Regions from separate parts of the Homo sapiens genome. Here region 2 is linked to region 1. Evidence: chromatin loops called from intact Hi-C (ENCODE). Cell type or tissue: MCF 10A. All regions are shown on one strand. Links, peaks and the distances in the headings refer to the core of each region. The heading gives the core; the rest is flanking DNA.

Evidence for each region. Peaks named below come from ENCODE experiments on the same cell type or tissue, not always from the same donor. Only the 100,000 strongest peaks of a DNase experiment are listed, where the experiment ranks them.
Region 2: it touches region 1 in a loop (32-fold over the local background); 5 of 110 quality-filtered maps call a loop at or near these places.

Annotation. Positions count from the first base shown.
Region 1 is chr4:41,657,903-41,664,140 of GRCh38, forward strand. It overlaps LIMCH1 (LIM and calponin homology domains 1), which reads left to right. Exons shown (of 32, transcript NM_001330672.2): 19 at 3,518-3,608; 20 at 4,919-5,082. Among named protein-coding and RNA genes, the nearest start is that of LIMCH1-AS1, 32 kb to the right of the region's middle. In MCF 10A, for the core only: a CTCF peak has its summit at 3,748 (motif pointing left); a DNase peak (open chromatin) is centred at 3,739.
Region 2 is chr4:40,734,005-40,740,242 of GRCh38, forward strand. No RefSeq gene overlaps it. Among named protein-coding and RNA genes, the nearest start is that of NSUN7, 13 kb to the right of the region's middle. In MCF 10A, for the core only: a CTCF peak has its summit at 3,086 (motif pointing right); no DNase peak of the experiment used is centred there.

The DNA of each region.
Region 1 (6,238 bases), core at 862-5,861:
GAATAAATGAGTGGGAGGTAGAGGAAAGAAAGGGAATGGAAAAAGCAGTTTGAATCACTTCAGCAATAAACAAGACTCTTAGGTGATAGATTGCCTCTCATGTATCAAAACCTCTCAATACTGGAGGACAGCTTGGAATTGGTGTGACTCCAAGCCCAGGTGGTGGGACATTGAGGTCACCAGCACAGGCAGGGTTCCCACCTCCCCTGCCTTCTAGCAGTATGACCCTCGGTAAGTCGCTTAACCTCCCGGGCCTCAGTTTCTTCACTTGTATGAAGGGAATCATGTTGGTACCTACCTCCTAAGCTTGCTCTGAGAATTATGTGAGACGATTCTTATGAAAGGCCCAACAGCACTGACACGTGGCAAGTGCAGTAAATATTGATTGCAGTTTCTGCTGTTGCTACTATCAAGTTACCGTATCAAATGTCAGGATGTAACCTTTAAAGCACCTTTTAAGGTAAGTTATCTGGAGTTTAGTATTTGAGTGCTGAGCCATAGAGAAATGTCTTGAGAAATGTGAGAATTCTTGAAAGCAGAAGTTCTCCAGCATACATAAGTGGTAAAACGTTGCTGGAATGTGGTATGCTGGTACAATAAGCCTTAGTGAAGTAGTTAGTGCTTGAGCACCCCATCCCCTTTGCATCACACATTAGGTCTTTAGGTCTAAAGGGCTTCATGAACTATCTTATTTCATTGATTCTAAGTGGCACACTTTTCACATTTTAACATCTCTAAATCAGGATCTGTCTTATAATCAAAAGTGCATCATATTTAACAGATGGCGTGTTTTCTTTCTTAGTAGTACCTAAAGTAATACAACTTAAAATTGATGGCATTTTAGATTTAATAAAATATGTTCATTTCTTTGTTCATTTTTGGTCTGGTGAGGCTTTGGCCCTGTTGTGTAGTTATTTATTTTGTTTATAGTATTTGTAAACACCAGTGTTCTCAAGAGGCTCATTCATCAATATTTAACTGCAAATTTGTTTCCCAGTCTCAGTTTTCTATAATGTAATCCATTTGTGGGGAAGGGGAAGCTAAAAATCAGTATTTCTGCCAGTATTTTCTATATAGATGTCATAAAACAAAAATACCATCATGTATTAATATTTCTACATGTGCAAGACAGCACTTTGAATTATAAAACCCAACTTATTCTTTTGCAATGCTAAACTGGTTGATCTTCAAATCCTACTACCATGTTGGAGGTTCATATAGCAAACAATGTAAACACACACATGTACCATAACCTAAATATAACAAAACAGACCAGTTAACTATTCTCACTCATTTAAGTCTCTTGCAGGGATTCAAGTCAGACTTATTGATATATTAAAATATTACAAAATCCAAGGTGATGCATATTTCCTGCCTAGGGTTTTAAAAGTGTGTTTTAACTTAATATTATGTTCTTCCAGAATTGATACATGACTATCTGTCATTAGAAAATGCCCATCTAATTATGAGGATTTCAAAACTACTCCATCCTCCAAAGAAAAATCACATTTTTGCCACTAGATGCTATTGTAAAACCTTTTAGAAACTTGAAAGTTTTGTTGTTTAAAATTTCTTTGTTTTTAAAGAATTCAGTGATGGTTTCCACCAATGCATTAACTTTAAATACCTTTCATTTTGAGAGGCAAAATTTGATTTATGGATAAAATATATATACTTATGAGAGACGAATAAATTCATAGTTCTCGAGAACCCATGGGGATATTTTATGAGTTAATAATGCCTTTTCTGAAACCAACTTTAGCCTTTATCTTAAAACCTTTTAAAATTTATGCAATATTTCATACACACTTTAAAATTTAACTTTAGCTTTTTACAAGAAACTTCTACCAAAAAATGCAATAGTCATTAACTTGCTCTCTTTAATTATCAAAATATAATCTAGCTAGTATTTAATTTAACATTTTATTTATTTTTACTAAGTAAATATTGTAATAGCAGGATAATTTTGGACTTCATTCTAGAGTCAATTGGCTCCCAGTGAAAGACAATGTAAAATTACATTGATTTTGTTTTCCAATTACAGAAGTAATACATAGTCATTATAGAACATTTTGGAATATATAAAATGTATGTAAAGAGAAGGAAAAGTCACCCAAAACTTAAGCACATTAAAAATAATCACAATTAACATTTTTGTATTTTCTTACTATCTTTTTTTCTATATGTTTATGTATAGGCATGTATATAATCATATACATGTAAACATCAAACTATGTATACAGTTTACATTTCCTATCATTAGTAAGTATTTTCACGTATCATTAACTATTATTCAACATCTTATTTTTTCATGATTATATTGCCTTTATGGACATGCAGTAATTCATTCAATCATTCCCCAATTATTGGATATTTAAGTTGTTTCAATTTTTTTTACTATTGTAAATTCCATCAAGCATAAAACTGACACAATTGAAGTACTACTGAGAGAGAGGAACACAAGCATTAGAGTAATTACTGGAGGTGCCATGGAGATGAACATGACAGTGATGTACCAAGTGGATTGGACAGTGAGGTTCAAATCACAGAGACTTCTTAGTGGAGAACAAGGAAGAAAGGCAAACCTGGAGTCCCAGCCATAGAAACAGAAAGGAAATGATTGATATGAAAACTAGTATGTTAGAAACTTAGAAGGACTTGGCAAATGATGAATATTCATGAGGTATGAGTCAAAGATCACTTGAAAGTTTATGTGATGGGAAGAACTGCTGCCATAAACAGAAATTGTCAAATTTGGAGGAGAAGGCCATTGACCCTAGAGGTGAAACCGAAGCTCTGATGGACTCTCACAGCTGGAGATGAAAATACGAGTTATACACGGAGAATGTAATGGTGAATCCATGGGAATAATTGATATATTTGAGGGTAATTCAGCACAAGTGGAGGAAAACAGGGTCCAGTTGAAATCTTTCAGAATGACCCATATTTTGATGAAAAGGAGTAAGAACCAGTGAGAAAAGAGTAGTCTGAAAGTGGGGAGGAGAGGGAAAAGGAGAGAATGAATTAGAACTCCAGTAATAGAGATTCACTGGGAGCCCAGGAAGGATGAGAACTGCAGGCTAAAATCCACAATGGTAAGGGCCACAGGCAACTATGCCAAGACAGGCCACTGAGAAGTTAATTGTAACCTTTAAAGAACCACAAAAAGACTTCACTGGTGTTATGACCCTAAGCCAGCTTGAAAGGCTTTCAAGAACAAGTAGGTGATAGCCATGATTTTGAGCTTTTGGTGGTGAAAGAAAAGAAAATGTGGGATGTGCGTCCAAGGCAGTCATAGGAGGTTTGGTGAGATGGTGAACCGCATGGGTGTCCTGTTCTCCATAGAATGTCTCCTTCCAACCAATCCAGGCTCTCGCCATGAAGCTGCCTGGGAAGTAGAAGAGGGAATTCATATGGCCAAACCACTTTGTTGACCTAAAAATTACTGCTTAAAAAATAATTTTTAGAACTTTTAAAGGAATCATTTATTCAAGGGGGAAAAAAATCTCTTTTTCAGGCAACCACTGAGAAAACGGAACCGAATAGTCAAGAGGACAAGAATGATGGTGGAAAATCAAGAAAAGGGAATATAGAACTTGCCTCATCAGGTTTGTTTCATAAGAGACTAGTTTTAAGGCAAATCATGGTAACTGTTTAAGATGTAATGGAAATAGTCAAGAATTTTTCCTACTGAGCCACAGGAAAGTAGTAATTAGACTCCAGGAGTGGTGCGGTTGTGCTGCCACCTAGAGGCTTCCTGGGGAAGTTCTGCCCGTATGGTTAATGTTGCTGTGAAAATAGGAGCCCATGCTCTTTCTTAAAGCTACCCAGTTTTATTTTGTTTTTTAAAATATTTATCCCTATAATCATAAAGAATATTGTGTTCTTCCATATAAATCATGCTAAAAATTGAGGGTAGGATTTTGACACACAGTAACAGCAATAGATAAGCGAGAGGTCAAAAACATAAAAATAGACGCTGAAATGGTAAAGCTCACATATAGTTAAAAATGAATAAAATAGTGCCATGAATCTGGACAGTGAGTATAATATACTGTATTCGTTGTTTTAGGAAGAAGACCCTGTTCCCGAAAGTCTTGTTCCTCAATATTTTTTTGCAGCCTTATCAATATGTTTAACACTTTTCTTCTTTTGATAAACAGTAAAACCTCTCACCCTCTTTCAATACCAAATTATTATTTTTTATAAGGCCTTTCTCCAGTGTTTACCACTTGAGAAACATAATTTGTCAATTACCAAATTATTTTTAGGTAACATTTTTAAATAAATTAAATATCACTTAAAATAATAGCATTTACTTTTTCAAACTAGATTGTGCCTTCACATTTTGATATGCCCCCTTAGGTAGTGACTTTTCCACCCCTTCTAAAGTGAACCTAATTCTTCTTTATGTATCAGAGAACACTTTATTTTCATTGCATTATATACATATACCCCACAATCCGTAACACATTCCAATTAAGAAATTCTGATGTTAAAATGGAGCATTGAAATACAAAAAAAGGAAGCATCAGGTTGCTGCTCATTCACTGGGATAGAAACTACCTGTAGATGTTCTCTTATCTAGCCCAGCTGTCATAATTATATATTTCGTGTCAGCATTCTGTTCCATGTGGTGTTATTCAGATGTAAACCGTGACCCTTACTAAAAACTTAAGTTCTTCATAGTGTGGTTATAGGACGTGATTTGTGTTGCTTGTTGTTCAATACCATGAAAGAGCTTTGGGAATTCCAGCATCTTAGGCTCTTTTATATCTCTGAGCACACTGTCATTCAGCTTATATTGCCAGGACGGGATATGGACTGAATGTACTTCATGGCATTGCAGAATAAATGGTCCTATAGATATTTGATTTTCTTTTCCTTCTGTACGTTTCTGGATGTAACTCCATTGCAGAACCACAGCATTTTACAACAACTGTGACTCGATGCAGCCCGACCGTGGCCTTTGTGGAATTTCCCTCCAGCCCCCAGCTGAAGAATGATGTGTCGGAAGAAAAAGACCAGAAGAAACCAGAAAATGAAATGAGTGGAAAGGTGGAGTTGGTGCTGTCACAAAAGGTGAAGTGCAGAGTGGAGGAAAGCGGTTAAACCCACAAGTTAACATGGCCCCATATTACAGCTAGCTGCTGCTGTGGCAGTTGTGAATAATGAAGATTTATTTCTCTCCTCATCTTTTTTCCTATCTTTAATCTGTAGTTTTTCTTTTTCGTGTGTGTGTGTGTGTGTGTGTGTGTGTGTGTGTGTGTGATGGAGTTTTGCTCTTGTTGCCCAGGCTGGAGTGCAGCGGTGTGATCTCTGCTCACCACAACTTCTACCTCCTGGGTTCAAGTGATTCTCCTGCCTTAGGCTCCCGAGTAGCTGGGATTATAGGCGTCTGCCACCACGCCCAGCTAATTTTTATATTTTTAGTAGAGACGGGGTTTCACCATGTTGGCCAGGCTATTCTTTGTGGAAAAGTGTAATATAAGTTCTAAAGCCTTGCAGTTAGGTTTTAGTTTGCTGTGTGTGTTTGCTTATTTGCTTTTTAACCTGTCAGCTTACTGGCTAGTCTCTCTCCAATAATCATCTATTTGTTAGCCATGGTAATTCTGATGCCACTGGATTTGGATAACAAGAAACCTAGAAAATTATTATTCTGATATAATAGGTTTTAAAGTCTTGTTTTTATTAAAGTTTCTTCCTTGTTTAGAGTCTCATCTCATTCACATTAGTTTGATTTGTTTTCAGGTACAGAGTCTAAAAATATTCATCAGTTACACCAGTTGTTCGCAACCTTGATTACTCTTGGGAATTTAAAAAATAACAAGCTAGCTGGGTGTGGTGGCTCACAACTGTAATCCCAGCACTTTGGGAGGCCAGGGCAGGAGGATCACTTGAGCCCAGGAGTTCAAGACTAGCCTGGGCAACCCAGAAAGTCTTCATCTCTAAAAAAAAAAAAAAAAAAAAATAGTAATAATAATAATAGTTAGCCAGGCATGGTGGTGAGTGCCTGTAATTCCAGATACTGTGGAGGCTTAGGTGGGAGGATCACTTAGCCCAAGAGGTCAAGGCTGCTGTGAGCTGTGATTATACCACTGCACTCTAACCTGGGCGACACAGCTAGACCCCATCTCAAAAACAAACAAACAAAACAATCCAAGCCCATTCCAGACCAAATAAATTAGAATCTGTGGAGGCAGAGCCCAGGCATCTGTATTTTTTAAAGCTCCCAGGT
Region 2 (6,238 bases), core at 877-5,876, 920 kb before region 1:
GCAAACTGAGGGGCCACGAGGTGTGTGCAGGAGGCTGCGTGAAGTTGTGGTGAGGAAGATGAGAGGCTCCTAGGAATTTCTGGGTGCAAGAGAATTTTAAACAATGAAGGTTTTAAAGAAGAGCTATTATGTCCTTGTGCTTAGGCCCTCTTAACTCTGAGAGAAAAAAGAGTAAAATTTCTGTCCTGGCTGACTGCTTTAAAGGAATATGATTCTGATTGTGCCATAGAAATCACTGCTTTATAAACCTTATATGTATCTGTTTACTACAGATGATCAAGGGAGAGAAAAGGATAGTAGGGACATAGAAGGAGAGAAAAGAAAAGCATTCACGGACAGGCCATGGAAGGCGTTTCTTGTTTCAGTAGTATTAAGTACCTATTTCATGTTGGACAGAGAAAAAGTTGAGTGAACTAAGTCCTCTGCCCTAAGGAGCTCATTATCCAATAACAGGGGAGAACAATATGTCATTAAATAATTTAAATAAAATCCAGATGTAATTAAGTTTTATTGAGCATTTAGTAAGAGCCAGATGCTTTCTGAGAAAAAAAAAAAAAAAAGCAGCCCCTGACATCTAAGGACTGGCCTAAAATTTATAGGTAGGCCTGAGTGGGAGCAGAAGCTGGCCGGGAGCTCACAGCTAGGACAAGTTATTCTCCTGCTGCGTGTAAACAATCTCACAGAACACTGACACCAGTCAAGTCACTCTGAGATCATGAGGAAGTGCGACAAAACAAGACCACTTCATAATTTTGTCTAAGCACAGACAAAAATGAGGTCACTGTGCAACCCCTAAAACACGAATAGCTCTTCTTTCAGCTAATATGAGCCTCTAGTGATTCTTTACCTTTAGAATTTTAGCCTTGCTCTAGTCTACTGTCCCTATAAACGTTGAGATGCCCAGTCATAGACTTTCCCTGCATTCTGACAGCATTCAATCCAGAGTGAACCCCTACTTCCTTGGATCCTTCCACAGACCACCCAACCGCAGCCCGAATCCAATAGTAGGTCTGATACCCTCTTACTGAGAAGCCCCACAGTTCCCCATGGTGTGTGTTCTCCCTTGCTGCAATGAGTAATAAACCCAATTCGTTCCACTACTGCTGTGCTCCTGGTGGGCTCTGGCTGGAGGGCACTGTCATCTCAAGTACATCATTTAATTTCATCCTCATAACGTGAGCATAAGCCTGAATTTATAGATGACGATAAGGCTCCTAAAGGTTAATTTAATTCAGAATTACAGGCAGAAAGAGACAAAGCTGGGATTTGAACACTGAGCTTTGAATGTTTCTCACTACCTTGAATGACTGAAGACAGAGAGCAAGATAGAGAAGAAAAAAGATGTCCAAAAAGAGACAAAAAGATGTTTTTCCTCACCCACTTTAACTGCCACTTTCAAGGAGCAACATCTCCATCTTGTGATATTTTATGATACGGGTTTTAAATAATTGAATTTTATAACTGTAGGAGATCGTTCAGACACAACTGAAATTTAAGAGAATACTTAAAAAAATTTGCTCCATAGGCAAAATAAAATTAAGCCATTACATTAAAAACCACAGCTATGAGGAAAGAAAGGTCTCTTATTGTCATCTGTCTTACTTTTTCTTTTCTGAGGGACAACCCTCCTGCATCCTTCCACTTTACAATAATGTCCTTCCCCAAGATGGCTGAGTACATACATCTCAAGTACGATGCGTGCCTCTGCATCAAGGAACTTTTGGGTATCTGAAGGTTAGGAATGGGAGACTTTTCACTGAATATCCTTTTGTATTAAAAAAAACTTAGGAGTATGTGAATATATTACTAATTCAAACACAAAACTAATTTTTTTTATTTTAAAATTTATTTATTTATTTATTTTGAGACAGAGTCTCACTCTGTCGCCCAAGCTGGAGAGCAGTGGCGCCACTGGGCTCACTGCAACCCTTGCCTCCCAGGTTCAAGTGATTCTTGTGCCTCAGCCTCCTAAGTAGCTAGGATTACAGGCGCCCTCCACCACATCCGGCTAATTTTTGTATTTTTAGTGGAGACGGGGGTTTCACTGTGTTGGTCAGGATGGTCTCGAACTCCTGACCTCAAGTGATCCACCCGCCTCAGCCTCCTAAAGTGCTGGGATTACAGGTGTGAGCCACCATGCCTGGTCAATTTTTATTTATTAATTTTTTCAGTCAGAGCAAGATAGCTTGATAATAAATTGACATTTTTAGGGTCAAATATAAAATATGCATGTGTCTGCCTTTTATTTTACTTTTTTAAAGAAGTAGACTCTATAACTAAGGTACTACCAGAACACAGTTATCTTCTGGTTTTTCATTTATCTGTTGTAATTGACCCAGATTGCTTAAACATGAGAATGTAGCAGCAAAAAAGAAATACACAGGCTAGGAAGCAGAGCTCAATTAAGAATAGAGAAAGCAGAAGAAAAAGAGAATAGACAAGGAGTCAGATGTAGGGTTCAATGGGAAAGGCAAGCAGTTCAAACTGGAGCAGTGTGAATAGAACCATATGAGTTGAGCAATCCTAAATAATCATGCTATCCAGATTTCAAGAAAACCTTTTTCTGAGTCACTTGGAAACATATAATTCTAAATTTAAAACCAGGTAGGAGCCAGGTTCTACGGCTCACGCCTGCAATCCCAGCACTTTGGGAGGCTGAAGTGGGCAGATCACTTGAGCTCAGGAGTTCAAGAACAACCTGGACAACATAGCGAAACCCCATCTCTACCAAAAAAATACAAAAATTAGCCAGGCATGGTGGCGTATGCCTGTAGTCCCAGTTACTTGGGAGGCTGAGTTGGAAGGATCACTTGAGCCTGGGAGGCAGAGGTTGCAGTGAGCTGAGATCATGCCACTGCACTCCAGCCTGGGTGACAGAACCGGACCCTGTCTCAAAAAAAATAAAAAATGAAACAGGGTAGCATTGGCATATGGAGTAAATACTGAACTGTATTGGCATGCTTATGCTAAAAAATTATTTGTTGTTTATCTAAAATTCAGATTTAACTGGGCATCCTATAAATTATCTGGCAACCCTAACTGTACATGCAATAAAAAAAAAATAAACAACTTACCAATTTGCCAGCAGATGGCTCCCCAAATCTAGTTTAGAATGAAACAGTGCATCCAAACATAGTGAGAAGTCATTATTGTTTCAGGGCTTTTGTTTTGAGTGTTTGTTTGATTGGCCTGGTCTGGTTGGATTCATTTTTTGCCAGGGGTGGGGGGAAGGGGCAGTGATAATTTTTATTTAGTTATATAAAAATATTAAATATCTTCTACCATCATTTCATACGATTCTTCATGATCCTTAACTTTAATGTTAAAATGAAAAAGAAATCACAATTTAATTTTCTATATTTTTTCTTTTATATTTGCTCAAGCATTTAAATACCAAGGCAACATGTATAATTTCAGTATAAGGTGACTCTGACATTTCGCGAAGGAATTCCATGCCCATTAGATTATGTATGCTGAGCATCAGGTTAGGGATCTTTATAAAAACTATACCTTTGCCTCTTTCATGCAGTCCGATTTGCTACAATATTTTAGCATTGAGGCATGAGCTTTGTTTTGACTCCAAAGCACACACCCAACACTCCCAATGAAATAATTGATTCAGTGGAATTTTTAGATCTGCCACAATTTTACCAACCCTTTGCTAATGCCAGAATACCTCCAAAAACAATCAAGCTTAGGCTCCGGTGAAAAACTCAGGAACCACCGTCAAGAAACATATAATAATTAAGTTGCATTTCCCACATTTCTATTAATACATAACGTACAACTCAATTTTGGATTTTTAAAAACTGTTGTCGTATACTATTCATTCTTAGTTCCACACTGGTTTAATAGAATCCTTCAAAGAATGTGCTGAGAAACCATGATTATTCTATAATAATGGCTTTCCTGCATTGCAAACGAATTAGGCTAGAATGTTCTCATACAATGTGAAGGGCACTATTTTAATGTGGCATTCACAAAAAGAGTGTATATGTCATATTAGAAGTGGTCTCCATCCTCCAATGCTCTGTGCCCCAGGAGGGTGCCCTGAATGGAATGCATCAAAGGGCTCCCTTGCTCTCAGACTGTGGGTTGGAATCAGCCAATCGTAGATATTGCAGCAGATGGGGAGAGCAGGAAAAGTGAGATCAGAAATATGTTTCTCCAGCTCACTCTCTACTGGTGAGTTGCCATGGGTTGGATGCAAACTTCTACTGAAGGCTATAGGTTCTATCAGGTGATCTTTTCTTTTCTTTTTCTTTTCTTTTTTTTTTTTTTTTTTGGAGACAAGAGTCTCGCTCTATCGCCCGGGCTGGAGTGGTGCAAGGGCACCATCTTGGCTCACTGCAACCTCTGCCTCCCAGGTTCAAGCGATTCCCCTGCCTCAGCCTCTTGAGTAGCTGGGATTACAGTCACGTGCCACCACGCCCAGCTAATTTCTGTATTTTTAGTAAAGATGGGGTTTTGTCTTGTTGGCCAGGCTGGTCTCAAACTCCTGGCCTCAGGTGATCCACCTGCCTCGACCTCCCAAAGGGATTACAGGCGTGAGCCACCACACCTGGCCTATCAGGTGACTTTTTCTAAATAGACCTTTCCTGCTCCCTTCTCCCAAATCTGGGGTAGAGGTTCTGTTTGCTCCATTGGGCCCTTTAGGCACCAGTATCACTATACTGCACTATAATTTTCTGCCCACCCCGTTGCATCTGTAAGTATCCACAAGACTAGGAACTGTGTCTTATTTTTGTCTTACTGATAGTAGATGTTCAGTAAATCTTCACTTAATCTGATAGAAGTTTTCATAATACAAATTTAAATAATCTTTTTAAATCTCTAAAAAAACTTTTAATAATAAAAAGAGTATTTCTCTAACTCTTTTTCACATAAACAAGGGCAAAATCCTGCTGGGTCTTAAAAAATTAAGAAATCTTAAATGAGTCACTGAAAAGCCTGGTTTAATATTCTTCTCTTAATAAATATTTATTGATTTATTTATATAGAGAGATGGGGTCTCACTTTATTGCCCAGGCTAGCCTTGAACTCCTCAGCTCAAGCAATCCTCCCAGCTCAGCCTCCCAAGTAGCTGGGACTATAGGTGTGCCACTGCACCCAGCATTATAATAATTTTTTAAAAGGATTCAAAATTTTAAAGTGATTTTAAAACATAGATGAAAAGGGCTTATATTTTATATTTAATATACACTTTATAATCTTTTAGAATATTATAATATCTTATGAACTTTTTTCTTGCATATGAGATCAATGTTATATTTTTAAAGAGCTAATCATGATATCATCTGAATTTATGGGAACGATACTTAATAGGCATTATGTTATATAGAGAAAAGTATGTTTACTTAAGAGAGATCTGATCCATTCTTACAAAGCTTTGGAACACTTACAATAAATAATTTGTAATAGAGTTCATAATAGTGGAGACATTATGAACAGGTGGTATCTATTAACAGAATGTGAATTACAGATTTGGCATTTATCTAGTTTATCTAGGTAATCTAGTTATCAGCAATGCAAAATGGTTGATCTAGATAATCCAATGACAATGAAAAAATTCATTTTAAGCCTTAGATTATTTGAACCAACAATAGATACTGATCAAATTAACTAGAAAAATGACCAAAGTTAATTTTATTATGAATATATAAATATAGCCCTAAGGTAAGAACAGAACCACTTAGCATTTTATAGTGTTTAACCCTTCAGTTTCCTTGAAACTTTCACAGGAATTTTACTTCAGCATGAAGTTCAAACATATACTCTTAATTTTTTTCAAAACTCCTTTTAACAATCTCTTCTCCTACTTTAGAAAATTAAATATATTTATCCTTTTTTGGTAAGTAAATATTGCAATTTATATTTGGGTTTCACCACATTAGAATTCCTTCCTCTGAAAACATTCATTTCAAGATAGTTGGGCTAATAAATTTGTGAAAAAATTATTGGCAAAACGAAGTAGAAAAAAGGGGATTAAGTGAAGTCATGCATTATAGTGCTTCATTTACATATGAATAGAAATGTCAGTGATTAATAATAAATTTTATCTTAGTCTTTGAAAATAAGATTTCTTTTTTCTTTCTTTCTTTTTTTTGAGACAGGATCTGGCTCTGTTACCCAGGCTGCAGTGCAATGGTGCAATCTCTGCTCACTGCAATCTCCATCTCCCAGGCTCAAACCATCCTCCCACCTCAGCCTCCCGAATAGCTGGGACTACAGGCATGCA